2 separate regions of the Homo sapiens genome follow, and region 2 is linked to region 1. A link is a loop called in an ENCODE intact Hi-C map of the cell type or tissue named here. Cell type or tissue: mammary epithelial cell. All regions are shown on one strand. Each heading gives the region's core, and the rest is flanking DNA. Links, peaks and the distances in the headings are about the cores only.

Region 1 (8,933 bases), core at 2,159-7,158:
CTCCCTCCTCCCTTGCAGTATTTGGACGGCAGCATGATTCTGGGGTGGGTGGAGGGGTTCCTAGAGGAGTCAGGGTGACCTTGAGTGGGCGGGCTGAGAAGCCAGGGTGCCCCCAAGGGGACAGCTGCCTTTGGCTAATGTTTCTGAGTTAAGATCAAGTATACACAGAGGAAGATTCTGGCTCCCACGAGCAAAGTAGGAATTCCATCCAGTTCGTTTATTTGATGACATTGTTCTGCATTTTGAAAAACTGTGGTGGTATTTTCTTTTCCTTACCTGCGGAGCTATCACCAGGAGATGAATCTAGTGCATGCGTATGAGTTTCCCACCGCTGCAGTGACAAGACTGGGGTGGATTCCCGTTGGATGCCCCTTATGTTTCGCTGGTGTCCTGTGTTACTGCACACCCAGGACCTTTCCACATTTTCCCTCCTGGGCGCACGATGGCCTGGGTGGCTGATGCTTCTCCAGCTCCTTCCTTTCCTGCTGTCAGCTCAGCTGACGTTTGGAGCACAGAGCTCCCGGGAACTCACAAGCCATAGTGAGCAATTTCCTGGCTGGGGTTCCTGTTTATCTAGGGGTGCCCCAACAGTGGCGTGAATGTCTCCCATGATCTGGGAAGCTCTGCCACAGAACGAGAGAAGCAGACGGTCCCTGGGCAGTGTCAGGCACGCCCTCCCTCTCAGTCTGCCCTGGACACCGTCGTCACAATTCCATGCTGTTAACAGGCCGAGGCTGCAGGCCACGTGCCCTGCTTGAATGCGAAGAAACAAGCTGGGAGATAACGTCTTCAAAAGAAGGTAGAAGAGAGACAGCTACTGGAATTTTAACCCACACTTTAAAGGTGTCCCTCAGAAAACATCCAAATCACCAGGGGTGGTCTCTGGAGAGTGGAGGGCAGGAGGACATGTATTTCCCTCCCCCAGGAAGCAGGAAGTGCCAGGAGGCAGCAAGAACGTGCCTCTGTCAGTCAAGGAAAGCCTCAACTTGGGGAATTTTGAAATCACCATTGCCTGAGAATTGAGTCCGTGGAGCTCCTGGGGGTTCCCGAGTGTGGAGCACCAGCGTGGGCATCCTGGAGGGCTGCTTCCAGACTTGAGCCTTGGGGGCAACTCTCCCAGGGGCCGGGAGACTCAAGCCACCCGAGCGCAGCCTCACCTGGGGCTTCCCAGACAGAAGGGAGGAAGTGCAGGGGAGCCCAGACCTGCTCTGTGCAGTCAGTGGAAACTTACAAAACCCATCCCCTTGATGAATTCCTACTTGATTTGATTTGACCTAGTTGCAGGTTTTTTTTTTTTTTTTGGTCTAATGATGAGAAAAATAAGATTTTTTTTTTGAGACGGAGTTTCACTCTTGTTGCTCAGGCTGGAGTGCAATGGTGTGATCTCGGCTCACTGCAACCTCCTCCTCCCGGGTGCAAGCGATTCTCCTGCCTCAGCCTCCCAAGTAGCCTCCTCAGCTAATGTTTTGTATTTTTAGTAGAGATGGGGTTTCAACATGTTGGCCAGGCTAGTCTCGAACTCCTGACCTCAGGTGATCCACCTGCCTCAGACTCCCAAAGTGCTGGAATTATAGGCATGAGCCACCGCGCCCAGCCAGATTATTTTTTATTTTAAAGAAACAGCGGTTTGAATCACACTGAAGGCCATGAACAGAATAATGCGAAGTAGCAGTGCGGTCAGGAGAGCCGCCGGCTACCACTGGCTGCCGGAAGCCCGTGGCCTCAGCGAGCCACAGCCGGTAATGAGGCTCTGAAGCGTTGTGCGGCCGGGCTCACCGGGTTGTGTTTTCCTGTGAAGCGTCGTGCGGCCGGGCTCACCGGGTTGTGTTTTTCACATCATCGGTCACTCTACTTCTTTGTGAGGGATCGAATTTTTAGAGGGTCTCGACCAGCAAATTGATAAATGAAACGTGCTGTATAGAACAGCATGAAAACTAGCGGAAAACACTGCGCCCAGCTCAAGTGTTTTCTCATGAAACTTTGTTCCCTATGTGTATAGCATGCGTGTTCCATGTCACCAGGCGAAGTGTGAAAGTCCTTGGAAGTCACAGTTTGAAGAAAAAGAAGGCGACTGTGCTAGAGTTGCTTGGAAGTTTGTTGGGAGAGCGATTGGTACTTCAGCTCATCATTAATGGCATAGTAAAAAGGGAAACCCAGAGTTTAGGGAAGCAGAGGCTTTCTGAGAATGCAAAATTGAGCAGCATTTTTTAAAAAATGCAATTCCTTTCAATCTTTTCACAGAGCTCTGTATATTCTGTTGTCTGTACACAGAAAGGGCCATTGCTTGTACCGAATCACTTCAGATGGAAAGTAATTTCCAATATTGCTGTCATTCTACTCCCCGGCTCCTTCCTGGGACGCTGGGGATAAAGGAGAAGGAGAATTCCTTTTCTTCCTTAGGGCAGCAACAAAGCCTTAAAAAGATCCTCAAATAACAAGTTAAAGGCATGCTTTTCTTCTCCATGTGGGAGACCTGAAATGAAAATTAATGGAACAGAGGTATGTGTTAAAAGTAAGTTTTAAATCTGATTGACTGGAACCTCTGCTTGGGCTACTGAATGAAATTAATTAGTGACCTAATTGGCCTTGTTTCCAAAAATCCACACCTAGATTCAGACAACAGCCCTGCGTTGCTGAAGCACGAGAATCACTTGAACCTGAGAGGCAAATTTTGCAGTGAGCCGAGATCGTGCCACTTCACTCCAGCCTGGGTGACAGAGGGAGACTCGGTCTCAAAAGAAAGAAAGAAATAAGAAATAAGAAAGAAACCTTTGCATATGGCTTTCGTGTGGACCTAAGTTTTCATTTTTCTTGGGTGAATAGGAGCAGTGAAATTTGTGGGTAGTAAGGAAGCTTATGTTTACCTATAAAAAGACGCCAGTCGGTTTCCAAGGTGCCTGTGCCGTTTTGCACTTGCACCAGCAGAACGTGGCAGAAGCTGCTCTAAATCCCTGTCAGTACTTGGTATTGCCAGGTTTAAAAAATAATTTAGCCCGGGCGCGGTGGCTCACATCTGTAATCCCAGCACTTTGGGAGGCCAAGGCGGGCGGATTGCGTGATCTCAGGAGTTCGAGACCAGCCTGGGCAACAAGGTGAAACCCTGTCTCTACTAAAATCCAAAAAAAACCCTGGCATGGCGACATGTGCCTGTAGTCCCAGCTACTCGGGAGGCTGAGGCAGAAGAACTGCTTGAACACAGGAGGCGGAGATTGCCGTGAGCCGAGATCGTGCCACTGCATTCCAGCCTGGGCAACAGAGTGAGACTCCAAAAAAAAAAAAAAAAGCCATTTTAAGAGATGGGTTGTAGTATTTCATTATGGCTCAATTTGCTTTTCCCAAATGGTGACTGGGGTATTGAGCTCTTCCAGGAGCGCCATTGCCCTCCATATAATATACCCTCTTTGGTGACATGTCTGTTTGAACCTTCTGCCCATTTTTTAAATTGGTTTTTCTTATGATCAAGTTTTGACGATTCTTTTTATAAAGTGAATACAAGTCCTTATCAGTTCTGTGCTTTGCAAATTATTTCCTTCCAGTCCCTGGCTTGTCTGTTCATATTCCTAAGTGTCTTTCAAAAAAGCAGAAGTTTTAAATTCCGATGAAGTCCAGTTTTTCAATTTCTTGTGTGGGTTGTATTTTTAGTGTCCTGAGTAATCTTTGTCTAACCCAAGGTTGCCAAGACTTTCTTCTATGTTTCCTTCAAGAAGTTTTATGATTTTACGTTTTACATTTAAGTATGAATGATCTATTTTGAGTTAATTTTTATTATGGATCACAGTTCAAATTTTGATTAAAATTATTATTTTCTGATATAAAATGTAATGTAGGCTCATTGTAGAAAACATAAAATGGAGAAAGTAATAAAATTACCCAGAGCCCAGCCATAAGTGAGAACCTCTTTCAGTTTATCTCCCTCTTTTATGTACAGTGTATGTTTCACATAGTTCAGACCACACTGTACATAGAATTTGTATCTCCCTTTTATCCACTTAATACTTTATTAGAAATACTTGCTCATACACTGTCAGTAAATTGGTTTTTTAAATGAAGTCTCTTTTAATGGTTTTCTTCCTCCTAAAACAAGTTTGTTGCATAAAACTTAAAAACATAGATGAGCAAAAGAATAGCATGAAATATCATTAATCCTACTATGTAGAGACAGCTTGCCTATATCCTTTCAGATGCTTAGCTCTGAAAGTATGTATGGGCATTATTTTATTGACTAAACATAAGCAGTCATATAAATACTTTATAATTGAGTTACTATTCTGTTGCAATATTTAGAATGTGTCCTGTGTTTTACTGTTACACGTACTGTTGGAGTGAAAAATCTTGACTCCATATTTTGGATTTTAGATTTTTTTCTTGGGTTAGAGTCCCAAGACGGTTGCTAATAAGTCAAAGACTATGAATATTTTTAAAGCTCCTGAGTCTCTGGCTCCAATTCCCTCCAGAAAGTTTGGATCAATTTATTTTCTCTCATGTAGGACTCATTATTAATACATTTTGATGTGCAATAATTTGATAGTGAATCATGACATCTCGGTGGGTTTTTTTTTTTTTTGGATTTGATTGCTATTGAGGTTAAACATTTTTTCCAATGTTTACTATCCTTTGTGATGACCTATTTTGCGATTTCTCTGCTTTTCCTTTTACTTATAAGTGAGCATCTCTATCGGGGCACACTCAGGCATATTCACCTTTAGAGAGAAAACATCAGAAAGTCCTGGCAGTTTGACATTACCACTTAGTATAACGTGCGGAAGAGACAAGGAAAATGTATTTCCATCAATCTTGGCGTTGTTGGCTTCTTGATTTTCTGAAAAATAAGAAAGACAAAGTAGATTTTTTGACCTTTGAATTCTTCAATTACCATGCCAAGCTTTCAAGACAATTAAGCCATAAATATTCTTTATATAGGATCTTAGCTTTCTTAATCCCTGATTGAGACCTTGCGCTGCAGGAGCGTGGTGGTGCAAAAGCATTGTCTCAGAGGATGCAGACGTGTTAATAAAAGGTGGGTTGTCAAATGTGTTTAGAAAGAAAATAACGAAGAGAGAACATCATTTGCCTTTCTTAGGTGTCCTGACGATATCACGGTGGGCATTGAACGCTCCTTGAGCTCCCGCTTGGTTTCTGCTCTTTCTGAGCCTTGGTGCTGCCATCTGCTGGCCGTCCTCGGCACTGCGTGTGAACGGCTCCTGAGAAAGGACCAGTTTTAGAATATGGGGCTGAAATGATGACTGAGGGTTTAAGCCTGTTTTATATTTCTGGAGAATATGTAATATGAGCATATGTTGTTAAATATGGCCTGTTAATTCACTCAAAATTGAACAAATGCTCCGGAACAATCCAGATTTGCAGTTTGATGCTCCCATATTGGCTCTGCAACAACTTTGATGGTGGTGGAGCTGGTGATGGTGATGGTGGTGATGATGATAAGGAAAAGCTAGAGATCTTGTTGACGTTATATAAAAGGTCCTTGAACAGCAGAGTTGGTATAGGATTTTAGAGAATGCTTGAGTAACTGGAACTCCTTCGGGAAGCCATCGCATTGAAGGTTGCAGACTTTCTTTGTTTCGTCTGTTCAAAGGGAAATCAGGGGCAGGGGATAGGAAATTCAAACCAGGCTGGGTAGGTATATTCTGCTTTAGAAAAATCAGATTTTCAAAACTCGAATTCATAAGGTGAATAACTTAAAAGTAGCACTTGATTAATTGCATTACAAAGGAATTCTTCTGTTTGGGAAAATATGCTTCCTATTTCTTTCAAATATCTTTTATTCACTTAAAATAATTGGGTTAACACATTGTTCATAACATCATTCATTTTGGGGGGTGCAGAAACACCAGTATCTTAAACCTACTTTGAAATGCAAGATCTTATCAATCTTTATTATTCTTAGATGCAAATTTTGCATGGGTTAAATGGTGAAAGTAAAAGGAGACGCATCTGCAAGTCAGTTTCAAACTGAAATATGAATCATCAAATACCTTTTAGTATTTGATGAAAGATGCACATTTTTCTTTTCCTTTCTAGTCAGAAGATTTTCTTTCACAATCAATTTCCTGCTGGGAAAGCATGAGGACTGATCTATGGGAGCAGAACAAGCCCATTTAGGCCACTTCAAAAATGCAGTACACTTGGCAAGGCCAGTCTGAGACCCAGTTAATGATTCACAGTTTAGAAAGATATGCCTGCTTGTAGATCCAAGTTCTCAACTTAGTAGTTTATTTAGTCTAAGTTTGTGTTCTCATTAGGAGCTCTCAGTCCATCAAATGGCTATTAGGAAAGAAAACAAAATCAAAATGAGCTTTGGGAACCAAACCTCAACGTAGGCCTGGGCTGTCACTCTCCACCCCACATTGCCATGTTTACGTGTTTTTAATGAGTGAGGAGCCCTTCTCATAGGGGCCAACCCCAGACAGCTTGGATGGGACACGGAGACACAGGATGTTCAGCACAGACACCCCCCAGCTGCTCAGTGCTGAGGAGGCATTCATGAGCTTGCTGCTGTGGTTCGGAAGAACTCCAAAGCTAGACACCCTGTTGGTAGATGCTTGTGTGATGTGTCCAGTTGGGTGAGGCTTGGGACTAAGGTGATCCAGGTGGCCTTTAAGAGATTTGCAGTTGAGGAATATTTTTGGCCGATGAGTAAGTCTCAGGAATCCTGCCTGCTTTGGGCAGCAAAAAGAACATTCCTCACCTTCCAGGTCAGGCAGATGGCTCATGCCTGTAATCCCAGCACTTTGGGAGGCCAAGGCGGGAGGCCAATCATGAGGTCAGGAGATGGAGACCATCCTGGCTAAAACGGTGAAACCCCGTCTCTACTAAAAATACAACATATTAGCTGGGCGTGGTGACATGTGCCTGTAGTCCCAGCTACTTGGGAGGCTGAGGTGGGAGAATCACTTGAACCTGGGAGGCAGAGGTTGCAGTGAGCCGAGATCGCGCCACTGCACTCCAGCCTGGGTGACAGAGCGAGACTCCGTCTAAAAAAACCAAAACCAAACCAAAACAAAACGTTCCCCACCTTCTGGAGATGAGGCATCAACACTGCAAACAGAAGGGAAAACTGTGGCAACTTCAGAAGGCATCATTTTAGGAATTTGAAGGTAAATGAATATGCACATATTTCTAGATGCAAAATGTGTCTGGATAATTTTAGAACCGTTTTGCATCTCCATTGCTTTTTGAAGCTCCCACAGGTACAAAATGCAGCCGTTTTCCTAAACACCTGCTTAGTTTCTTGATCTAGTTAGATGAAAGAGCAGAACTATGAAAAATTACTCCGACAAGCATTCCTTTCATCTTCAGGCAGTAAACCATCTTTAAAATCTGATGAAAATGCTTTGAAACAAATAAAATAGCTGGATGTGGGATTCCCTGGAGAGAGACTAGGCATTTTCCCATGTTCCTCAGTTGCAAAACCAGATGTTTTGGAGTCAGAAAACTGTGGTTTTAAAATGTAAAGCCTAAATTCTTGACTTCTCTGCCCTCCTGTGACCATCATTTTAATGTGTGCAATTTATTTTTGATAATTAATCGTTTCTTTGCTCCCCCTCCTAGGTTCTGTGGTTTTTGGGGTCCAGGTACAGGTTGCTCTGGGGCTCCCAGGCATCTCTGCAATCAAGGAAATTGGTGCCAATTGTGAGTGTCCGGGTGGAGCGGGACAGGGACCAGGTGAAAGGGAGGGAGGCCTGGGGATGCTGATACAGGAGCTAGAAAGAAATTAATTTAGGTAGATAGTGAGGGTAAAGGAGTCCTCGGCAAGGTTTCCCTTTTAAAAAGAAGCAGTCCCCAAATCATTGCTTTTCTAACAAAGAGAAGCCTGAAAAATCGAGCTGCAAACACAGATAAGCAAGCTGGAAGTTTGCATGGGTGAATGCCGGCAGCTGGGCCAACAGAAAAGGGCTACCTGAGGGCTGGGCATGTTCAGCATGGAGGCGCCATCTTCCCTTTCCTTTGTCATCACTTGTACAGTAACGAGGCCGGCAACATGGCGCCAGCCAGGTAGAGAACCCACCTGCATAATAAAAGATTAGGGTGGCAGACCAGGTGCAGTGGCTCATGCCTGTAATCCCAGCACTTTGGGAGACCGAGGAAGTTGGTTCATGAGGTCAGGGAGTTCGAGACCAGCCTGGCCAACATGGTGAAAACCCATCTCTACTAAAAGTGCAAAAATTAGTCAGGCGTGGTGGTGGCACCTGTAATCCCAGCTACTTGGGAGGCTGAGGAAGGAGAATCGCTTGACCCTGGGAGGCGGAGGCTGCAGTGAGCTGAGATGGCACCCACTGTACTCCAGCCTGGGTGACAGAGTGAGATTGTCTCAAAAAAATAAAATAAAATAAAAAATAAGACTGGGGTGGCCAGCTTCTTCATGAACTATGCAAATGGCACACCTAGTCCTAACCAGTTCTTTGCGTGCTATGCACATGGCACACCTGATGCGACCAAGCTTTTGTGCTTTATGTACATCAGACAGTGCTGCCTCGAGCTCATTTATAAAACCTCGTGCACTTCACCTCAGACCAGAAGGCCCACTTGGGACCCTCTGTCTCTTCAGGAGAGTGCTTTTCTCTTTCTTTCGCCTCTTAAACTTTCGCTCTTAACCTCACTCCTTGTGTGTGCATGTCCTTGATTTCCTTGGCATGAGGCAATGAACCTCAGATACTACCCCAGACGGACAACACTGCTTTCATGTCTCAGTTTGTTTGAGTTGCTGGAAGAATGTATCAGGCTGGGTGGCTGATAAACAACAGGCATTTATTGAGGCTGCAAGTCTGAGGCCAGGGTGCCAGCACAGTGTGGCCAGGTTCTGGGGAGGGCCCTATTCCAAGTTGCAGAGGGTCATCTTTCTGCTCTGACCTCAGTGGTGGAAAGGCTCCGAGGGTTCCACCCTCATGATCTCATCACCTCCCAAAGGCCCCACC
Region 2 (8,933 bases), core at 1,928-6,927, 100 kb before region 1:
CTCCCAAAGTGCTAGGATTACAGGCGTGAGCCACCGCGCCCAGCCTGCAGTCACACCTTTTACTGATGGTGCATGACATCAGTCAGAAGTTCTACCAGTCCTACAGCAGTATGATTTTCTTACTGAAGCCAGTAGAGCTATTAATAGCATACGATGGCACATAGACGCAAGAACACAAATTCCCGATCATTCTCACTTAAAAACAAAACTATTAATGAACTCATTCCGAAGTCAAGGTGATTTCATAAAGAATAAAAAGCTCAATTTAATACATATCATTTCAATTTTTTGTATTTATTTTCTTAAAACTTTACTGTGAAGCCTTCTCATATGCATGCAGACTGACAGAGAAGCCAAATCAAATGAGAGCAAAGTCACATGAGAAAACACTCATGCAAACACGTGTGGAGTGTCCAGCAGCTGCTCACTGCTCTGCCCAATGCTTTAGGGATACAGAAAACATGGGCACTGGCCCTAAGAAACTTCAGATGCCACATTCTTCTAGGTTCCTAAAGGGAAACGAAAATGATTTAGCCACATATGGTCCTTTTACAACACTAGCTAAATTGGGACAACAGATCTTACACCACATTTTCTAAAAATGTCACTGAGTACATTATACCAAGACACCTTCTCCTGCCTTCTTCCCCAGCCAAGGGTACGCTTTCAATATTACCAGAGTCTACCTTCTACCTTGGATCCCATCATCATCTCCAAACTCCTCCAAAATCTCTAAGTCACATTTTTCTTGAAATTGTTTATATGGTACCCCTCTCTCCTTCAAATAAAACTAGACCCCATTTGAAAGAAAATTTAATCTCTTCTTAACCAGCATAGACTTTTATTCTAATCTTGACTACATGATTAGTTCACACACACATTTTACGCAGTGAATCAGCAATTATTTTTCTAGTGGTTCTGAGTGTCAAGATTAATTTCACTATCCTCAGTAATAAAATGGTTTCAAATGACATCTTTAATCAGCAAGTAAAAATGCTTTCCTCCAATTGAGACAAGCTGTCACAAAAGGTCACCAAAATATGACAGGATGGAAATTACATTTGTAACTTCAACTGAAATGTTAATTTCCCTTTAAGTGTTTTCTGAACTATGTCCAGATTCTAAAGAGATACATACCTCAATGTAACAAAGTTTACACTGCACTGTCCCTTTCTAAAATGTTAAGAAAAATATATTTGCATGCAAATAATTTTATAATAGTTGAAATACATATAGAATACACAATTTGTTTGGCAAAATAAAAATAACAAATGACAGTCTGACTTTTTTTTAAAAGACAACTGAATCAAGAAAATTTTAAAGGCCCTGCAAATATAAGGACCATTAAGTATAAACCCTTGAACAGTGAGCTATTGCTGGCATTAGCAATTCTGAATTGTTTGTTACTACCGAGAAATCTCTTTCCCACAGATCCTCTGAAATTAATGATATTATTTCAAGAGAATATTCTGTGGGTGTACAAGCAGGTTCTTTAGGCTACAGCAATAAAAAAGAACATGTAACACGTGCCAATGAAACTCGGAATAAAATAATCTGGAAGCCTACTCACAGATAATGAATTAAAAATAAATGCAGTCTTTCTAACTAAAATAAATGCAGTCTTTCATTTATGGCTTACATTGCTTTCTAAGGCAATCCAAGGGCCACCTCCTAGACGAAAAGAGAGCTCTCAACTTGCAGGACTGGCAATTGGGGGACACTGGTCAGTGACACCATCTTCAGAAATGGCGACTGGCATTTTCACAGTGAACCATTCCTTACACATGCCTACTCTGTAGCCCGGCTCAACTGAGCTCCAGGAGGGAGTTCAGCACTTACACCCTACAACATCCTCTGTATGTAATGAATTAATTTATTTCCTAGGTATGTAGTTCTGTATCGTCCTTGGGAAAACCGAGAACACTGTCACTCAAATCTTTTTCTGTAAGGTTTAATTTCCACAATCCTGATAGAGCAAAAAAAGCTAGTCAATTAAGATCTTAACCTAGATGAAAGCCCAGAATTCTACTTCTAATCCAACCTGCATTCAAAATACCAATCAACAACTGTGCATAAAACTGTTCCTTAACTGCTGAGGCTGTCATATATATGAATGTTTTTCACAGAGATGTGAATGTGAAAAAAGACTAAAAGTAACCAAAACTCCCTCCTAGATTGGAAGAGAACTCGTTTCACATGTAAACTTTTAGAGTCAGAAATTGGGGATACCAGTGCATCATTTGATTCTCCCTCTTAAAGAATGAAGTGTTCTCAACACTAACAATATCAGCGAAAACAAAAAAAAAAGTACACCTCATATAAGACAACAGGTACTCTGGTGGCAAGATATTTTAATCCCATTACAGAGTAGGCAAACAGCTTTACACAATCAAATAATTATTTCTACACAGAACCTGAGACTGTTCAGGTTTTTTTATTTTGATCTCTAGGAGCACACAAATAAACTGATGTGTAAAAATGTATTCAAATGTCTAGTTTACCAAATACTGAGGCATTATCTCTTTTTCAATATATATTTCCTCAGATGTAAAATTCATCTTTTGTTTGGGGGGAGGTACTGAAGGTAACAAGAGAATTCACTGTTTTAGGAAACCAATCTTTTGACGGACAGAAAAATCCTCCTTTGTGTTGGGAAAAATCCTAACTTTACAGTTATCTGAAACTCATGTTTCCAAGCACCAAGCTTTCTTAAGTAATACGGAACAGAAAAAGGTACTTTTAACTATGGTTTCACCTGCCCTATCATCTTGCCAAACAACCACATTCTACAAAAATCCAGTTAAGTGCTTTTTTATTGTTTCTGAGAATGGTCACTAGTCAAGCTGTATATGTTTATAGCTACTCTGCCTCTAAGGGTCTCATACTCTTCCCCCATAATTCCAAGGAGAGGACTTGCCCACCACAAACCAACCTTTCCAGCTTCTTGTCCCAGAATTACATGAACACAAAGTTTCCAGATGCCTTAAAAAGCAAAACAGATTTAATACAAGTTATTTAAATACACGAAATTGTCAATGACCTTGGAAAGAAAAAAATGAGGGAAAAGTCCTGAGAAGAAGGAGATGCAGGACTGAAACAGACACTAAGCACACATGCAAGCTGGCCATCACTGCAGAACAAGGATGTTACTAGTGGTTGGGTGGAGGGACAATGAACAGGGATGAGATAACGCAGCTGGAAACCAGGGAGGTGGGAAAGGCAGAGAGGCACCACAAATCAGGGCAGGGTGGTACAGAAGAGGAAAGACGAGCCATGAAATCCACAGCCAGCCCACAGGGAGCAGACTACAGAGTTGGGGAAAGCCCCCATTTGTAATGTTGTCTAGCAAGTGAATTAATAGTCTTAGAACTTGTAGCTACCTGGGGAGTTCTCAGTGACTATGCTTTTATACATCATGTTTTAAATGTATGTAATCAAAGCCACAGCCCAGATAACAAGACCCAACAAAAGAAGCAGTAGTGATGACTAATCCTTCTCTTCCTCCATCCCTCCCCAGTTCAGGAAGCTTTATGCCTTCCAGGTGGTGGCTGTGGGTTGCCCTTAGAATTCCTTAGTATTCTGCCAGGTATGGAGAGCTTTCCTTTGTCCATCTCATCTCAAGCCAAGACTGACATGTCTCTGCTCAAGTAGACTGTTCTGTGATATTACCAATTCCTCCTGTTGATGTATTTTGTTTATTTTCATCCTTCTGTTTTAAGACCTTCGCTCCATCTTTCACCTAAGGCCAATGCCAGACTCTATTTCTTAGAAATTAAAGATGCTTCTAAGAAATCTGCTTCAGCTCAACTGGCAACTTCATATCATAACTTGAAAAAAGTCTAGGGAAATCTTGGGCCACAAGATGGAGTAGTAGTAAACTAGACCACAAAGAAAAAGAGAACAAAGATTCTAGAAGAATCTCTCTGAACAATCTTGCCTAGTAAATTAAGATAATATTGGTTGACTACTGCTATCTTGTGCATCTTTGAAGCTTAGTGTCCTCCCACAGAATTCGTATCTGCTACTTAAAGATACAGGCTCATGTTTTGGACAAAAAAAAGACTATGAATAATGGTTTTAAAAAGTAATTAATCATGAAAGGTAAGTCTTGATTCTTATCTAGACCAAGACCAGATGGCAGGCAGAGCCCCTGTGTCCTCCTGCCCTCCTGCCTGCCCTCCTCCTTGGAAGGACAATATCCCAGTGGTTCTGGAAGCACCAGTGCAGGAGCAGCATTGCATGGGAACTCATTAGAAATACAACTTTCTAGGCCAAGAGCGGTGGCTCACGCCTGTAATCCCAGCACTTACGGAGGCTGAGCCGGGTGGATCACTTGGTCAGGAGTTCAAGACCAGCCTGGACAATATGGTGAAACCCCGTCTCTACTAAAAACACAAAAACTAGCCGGGTGTGGTGGCACGCACCTGTAGACCCAGCTACTCGGGAGGCTGAAGCAGAAGACTCAGTTGAACCTGGGAGGCGGTGGTTGCTGTGAGCCAAGATTGTGCCACTGTACTCCAGCTTAGGCAACAAAGCGAGACTCTGTCTCAAAAACAAAACAAAAAAAATACAACTTTTTTGGGCTCTACCCTATATCTAATCAATCAGAGAAGCTGGGAGCAGGTCCCAAAATCTGTGTTTTAACAAGTCCTCTGAGATTCTAACGCTCACTCAAATTTGGAATCACTGCTTTATTCCTTGCAGTGGACATTGAAAAACACTGTATAATGAGGGGTAGGGTCGCTATTAAAAGTCTCCGTGAATCAGCAGCAGTCTGTAGTAGACCTTTCACACAGCAAGCTTTGCTCAGAGTGATTATTTCTATAAACGAGTCAACTTGTCTCATTAAAGTCAGAGGAACTGCAGAAAACACAAAAAAAGATATAGCTATGAAGACACTAAAAGGTACAAAATATAAACCGGTCTTGTCCAGAATTCGCCCTGACAACCTCAGGGTCTTGGGAAGGGTCAACCTGGCCCCATAGCTACCATCCCCATGCCACCTTTTCAAGACCAGCCAGGAACCACAGCATGTACAAGAGCAGCTGTAGGCCACAGACTCAAAAAAAAATTTTTTTTAATTATCTTAAACATTTTATTCAAGCATTTTAAATCCATAAACAGCAATGATTTTAAAGAATGAGTTTTACAGTACCATAAACAGCACTCACTCCAAAGTCCGGCCACTCTCCGGACGGCAGCCGCAATTACCTAGTCAACCTTCTTTGCCTACTTTGATTAATTACAGCAATACTATGGAGGAAGTTGAAATGAGAGTAAAGGAGGATGGGAGACAGGCAAAAAAGTTACCCAAAGTTTCTGGAATGTTCCTTCTCTCTCTAGTTACATCTGAGAGCCTAATAATTGTTCCTTCTTTCCTTTCAGTTTTGAAACGTAATCGTCCAGATTCTTCATCATCTTCTTCTTCTTCATCTGATTCTTCTTTGATGTCCTTTTGAAGTTCCAATGTTTCCATACCTCCCTATATTGCAGATACACAAGGCAAAAAAAGGACAGTAAGTTCATATTCTTTTGAATTAAATATTAAAGAATGCTAAAATATTTAATTGTTTATATTTCAGATGTAAAAAATACTGCAAAATGTCCTGTTAAAAGGCCACATGAAACCCTAAGCTGACTCCAGGAGAAAATAACCTTAAACATTAACAGTTAATGTTCAAAAAAAAAAAAAAAAAAAAAAAAAAAAAGGTCAAATTCTTGCTTGCAATTAATAGACAAAGTCCTACACATCATTGCTGCTTACACGTCTGAAAATAAACAAATTCCAAAAATTCCTGCTGGACTTATTGCTTTGAGTTTAATACAGATCATAGTGAAATTCAATGTATTAATTAAACTAACACTAAAGTTCTATGAGTTTATTGTAACTTAAAGGCTCAACATTTTATAACTCTGACCCCACCTACCTTCCCCTTCACTGCCAGACAAGCAGTCCAAATGTGCCGTTCTACTGATGTAGCCTCCAAAATCCTTTCATCATTTCTCACTCCTTTTTACTTCAATCTCACTGTCTAGAGTTAATTTATCACTATCTTTGACTGAGACTATTGAAAAGGAGAAACTTTTTTTCTTCAGTCATGTCGTCACACTAAAACCAGCTTTTATCTGAAATTTTATTATATCAGTATTCCCTACAAAAATTTTCCCTAACCCCAGCCCAAATTAAAAGTAATTTCTTTGTGGACAATTCTTACTGCCAAGTATCACTCATGTTCCTAGTGAAAGAATCACCTCTCACCTCAGATCAGTCTCTGTGACCCACTCTTAGACATAAAATAAGTACCTACAGAGAGCAAGGTTAATTTAGATACTTTTTATCAATGTAAGGAGAATATATTTGCTCCTTTAGTCTCATGATTTGTAATATGTAAATGTTATTTACTCTTAATAGAAGTAACAGTGAACTTTATTAGAAAATGCACAAGAAAAAAATGAAAACAAACCAATGACACAATCATTTTATATTCTTGCCTTTTTCAGTATTTTCTGTGTAAAAAGACCAACTACAAATGCACACTCTACTATAAATCCTCCCAGTGGAAAAAGATCTTTCGGAGAGCAAATGCCTGAACAGCAGGAGATGACAGTAAACTACAACTTTCACCTTAAGCCTGACAATTACAATACCCCCACTCAGTATGCTGACGTCCAGCATACCGTAGAATTTTAAAGTACCAAAATCTCAGGATTTTTGCTGGTTTGATACCGTTATTTCTGTACTACTGAGTGTTTGAAATCAGAATGGATGCCTGCAAGGTACGTGCTGCACCACACTTCCCAACAGAACCAAAGCCAGCTTCCTTAGGACGTCTATTCTCCGCTCCCATGATGCTCTAGAGCAGCACTTCTCCAATTCAATGCCCAGTCATCAGTGGGAATCATGTTGAAAAGCAGATTCTGACTCAGCCGATTCAGGATGGGGCCTGGGGTTCTGCATTTCTAACAAGCTCCCAGGTGACGCCAACATTTCAGGTCCACAGACTACACTGAGTAGAGTAGCAAGTCCAAAAGGGAGGAAAAGAAATCACTACCAACAAAGCAAAGATTCTACAAAGTCATCTTCAATTCAACTATTAACAACTGTAAGCACAGTTCAAAGACTTTCCAAACAAGTTTAATGTAAAACAAGACAGCACGGAAATTAATATAGCTTATTCTGCATCCAAATCTCCATCTAAGAAATCTAAAGAGGATAAAGATGAGTTGAAAATTGTTTCTTCCTAGATATTTACCCTAGAGAAATGATACCTTATGTTCAAATAGACCTATAGGAAAATGTTTATTCTATTCAGGATCACTACAACTGGAAACACTTAAATGTCCTTCAATGAATGAATGGATAAACTCTTGTACATCCAAACCACAGAATGCTACTTCGCAATAGGTCTATTGACATAACAGGGATAAAACCATAAAGGCATCATTATACTGAGTAAAACAAGTCAATCTCAAAGGGTTATACACTGCAATGATTCCATTTATATGATATTCTCCAAGGAACAAAATTACACTGGTAACCAGTGGTTAGGAAAGAAGGAAAGGTATGGCCACAAAAGGATAGCACAAGGAATATTTTTGAGTGATGGAACCATCCTAGAATGCAAACTTCTGGTCCAAATCTTGGGGCTCAGTTAATCCTTGAACTACATCAAAGATTAGGGAAACTAACCTGACAAACCACCAAACACGGCTGATAGCACTTGCTTAACTGCAGCCCATTTGACAACATCCACTAAGCTAGACTTAATTCTTCAGCCTCTTATTCTAAATATGGGGCTTAAAAAATCCATCCCCCTTCACCATATGGTTTAGAAAACTAACCTGTCTACCAAAACGTTGACCTCCTGTATAATTTTTTTTTTTCCCTGAGATGGAGTCTTGCTCTGTTGCCCAGGCTGGAGTGCAGTGGTGCGATCTCAGCTCACGACAACCTCTGCCTCCCAGGTTCAAGCAATTCTCCTGCTTCAGCCTCCCGAGTAGCTGAGATCACAGGCGTCCACCACCACGCCAGGCTAATTTTTGTATTTTTAGTAGAGACGGGGTATCACCATGTTGGTCAGGCTGGTCTCAAAATCCTGACCTCGTGATCTACCGACCTCGGCCTCCCAGAGTGCTGGGATTACAGGCCTGAGCCACCACGCCTGGCCTTCTGTATAATTTTTAACAAATATTACCTAGCATGCCATTGACAAGCTACATTCCACTGATGGGTAGTGTGCTGCTACAACATAAAAATCAAACTATCCTAAGATTATGTTGTGTAAACATTTAAATGTGCATGTAAATCTTTCATTTCACTATAGACATTGACAAAAATAGTCAAAGGTTTGATTTTTAGTTACTGATTTATTGTGAAAACCTGAAAGATTTATTTTTAATCCTTAATACAGACTGCATATGAAAATCACCATCAAAGTACTTAAAAAAACAGAGAGGTCCACTTAGGCTTTATTTCGTAAATGTAGAAAGAACTGGAAAAGCAAAGAGGGAAAAATACTCAGACTTGTATATATTTTGAAGTTCTCCAGCTAATTCTGAAATGAAAGTATGATCTCAGTGTTCTGAAAGAAAATTCAATATTCTATCCCAAAATCTAAACAGAAACAATGGGTAGTTCTCTGAAACACATACACCACACACACACACACACAAATCTATATATATAGAGAGAGAGAGAGTGCAAAAGAGAAAACATTGCTTACAAAAAGCTCACTAAGTTTTTAATGCTTATTGATAGAATTATTGATACATCATCAAATAAAAATGAAAGTCATTCTACCAACAGTGAAAATTTATGGGTTGGAAAGACTAAGCAAACTGTGCAAAAATTAGAAGAAAAAGAATTACAGACCAGTGTCCTTCATTAATACAGAAACAAAATCTTTTTTAAAAGTAAAAGTACACGGAATCTC

What was found. Hi-C counts contacts between places; a loop is a spot of excess contacts. Peaks named below come from ENCODE experiments on the same cell type or tissue, not always from the same donor. Only the 100,000 strongest peaks of a DNase experiment are listed, where the experiment ranks them.
Region 2: it touches region 1 in a loop (9-fold over the local background); 4 of 110 quality-filtered maps call a loop at or near these places.

Annotation. Positions count from the first base shown.
Region 1 is chr7:155,595,156-155,604,088 of GRCh38, reverse strand. No RefSeq gene overlaps it. Among named protein-coding and RNA genes, the nearest start is that of RBM33-DT, 45 kb to the left of the region's middle. RefSeq lists a silencer at 4,980-5,274. In mammary epithelial cell, for the core only: a CTCF peak has its summit at 5,167 (motif pointing left); no DNase peak of the experiment used is centred there; H3K27me3 peaks cover 66 bases.
Region 2 is chr7:155,697,322-155,706,254 of GRCh38, reverse strand. RBM33 (RNA binding motif protein 33) reads right to left here. Exons shown (of 18, transcript NM_053043.3): 6 at 5,311-5,482. Among named protein-coding and RNA genes, the nearest start is that of RBM33, 57 kb to the right of the region's middle. In mammary epithelial cell, for the core only: a CTCF peak has its summit at 3,848 (motif pointing right); a DNase peak (open chromatin) is centred at 3,454.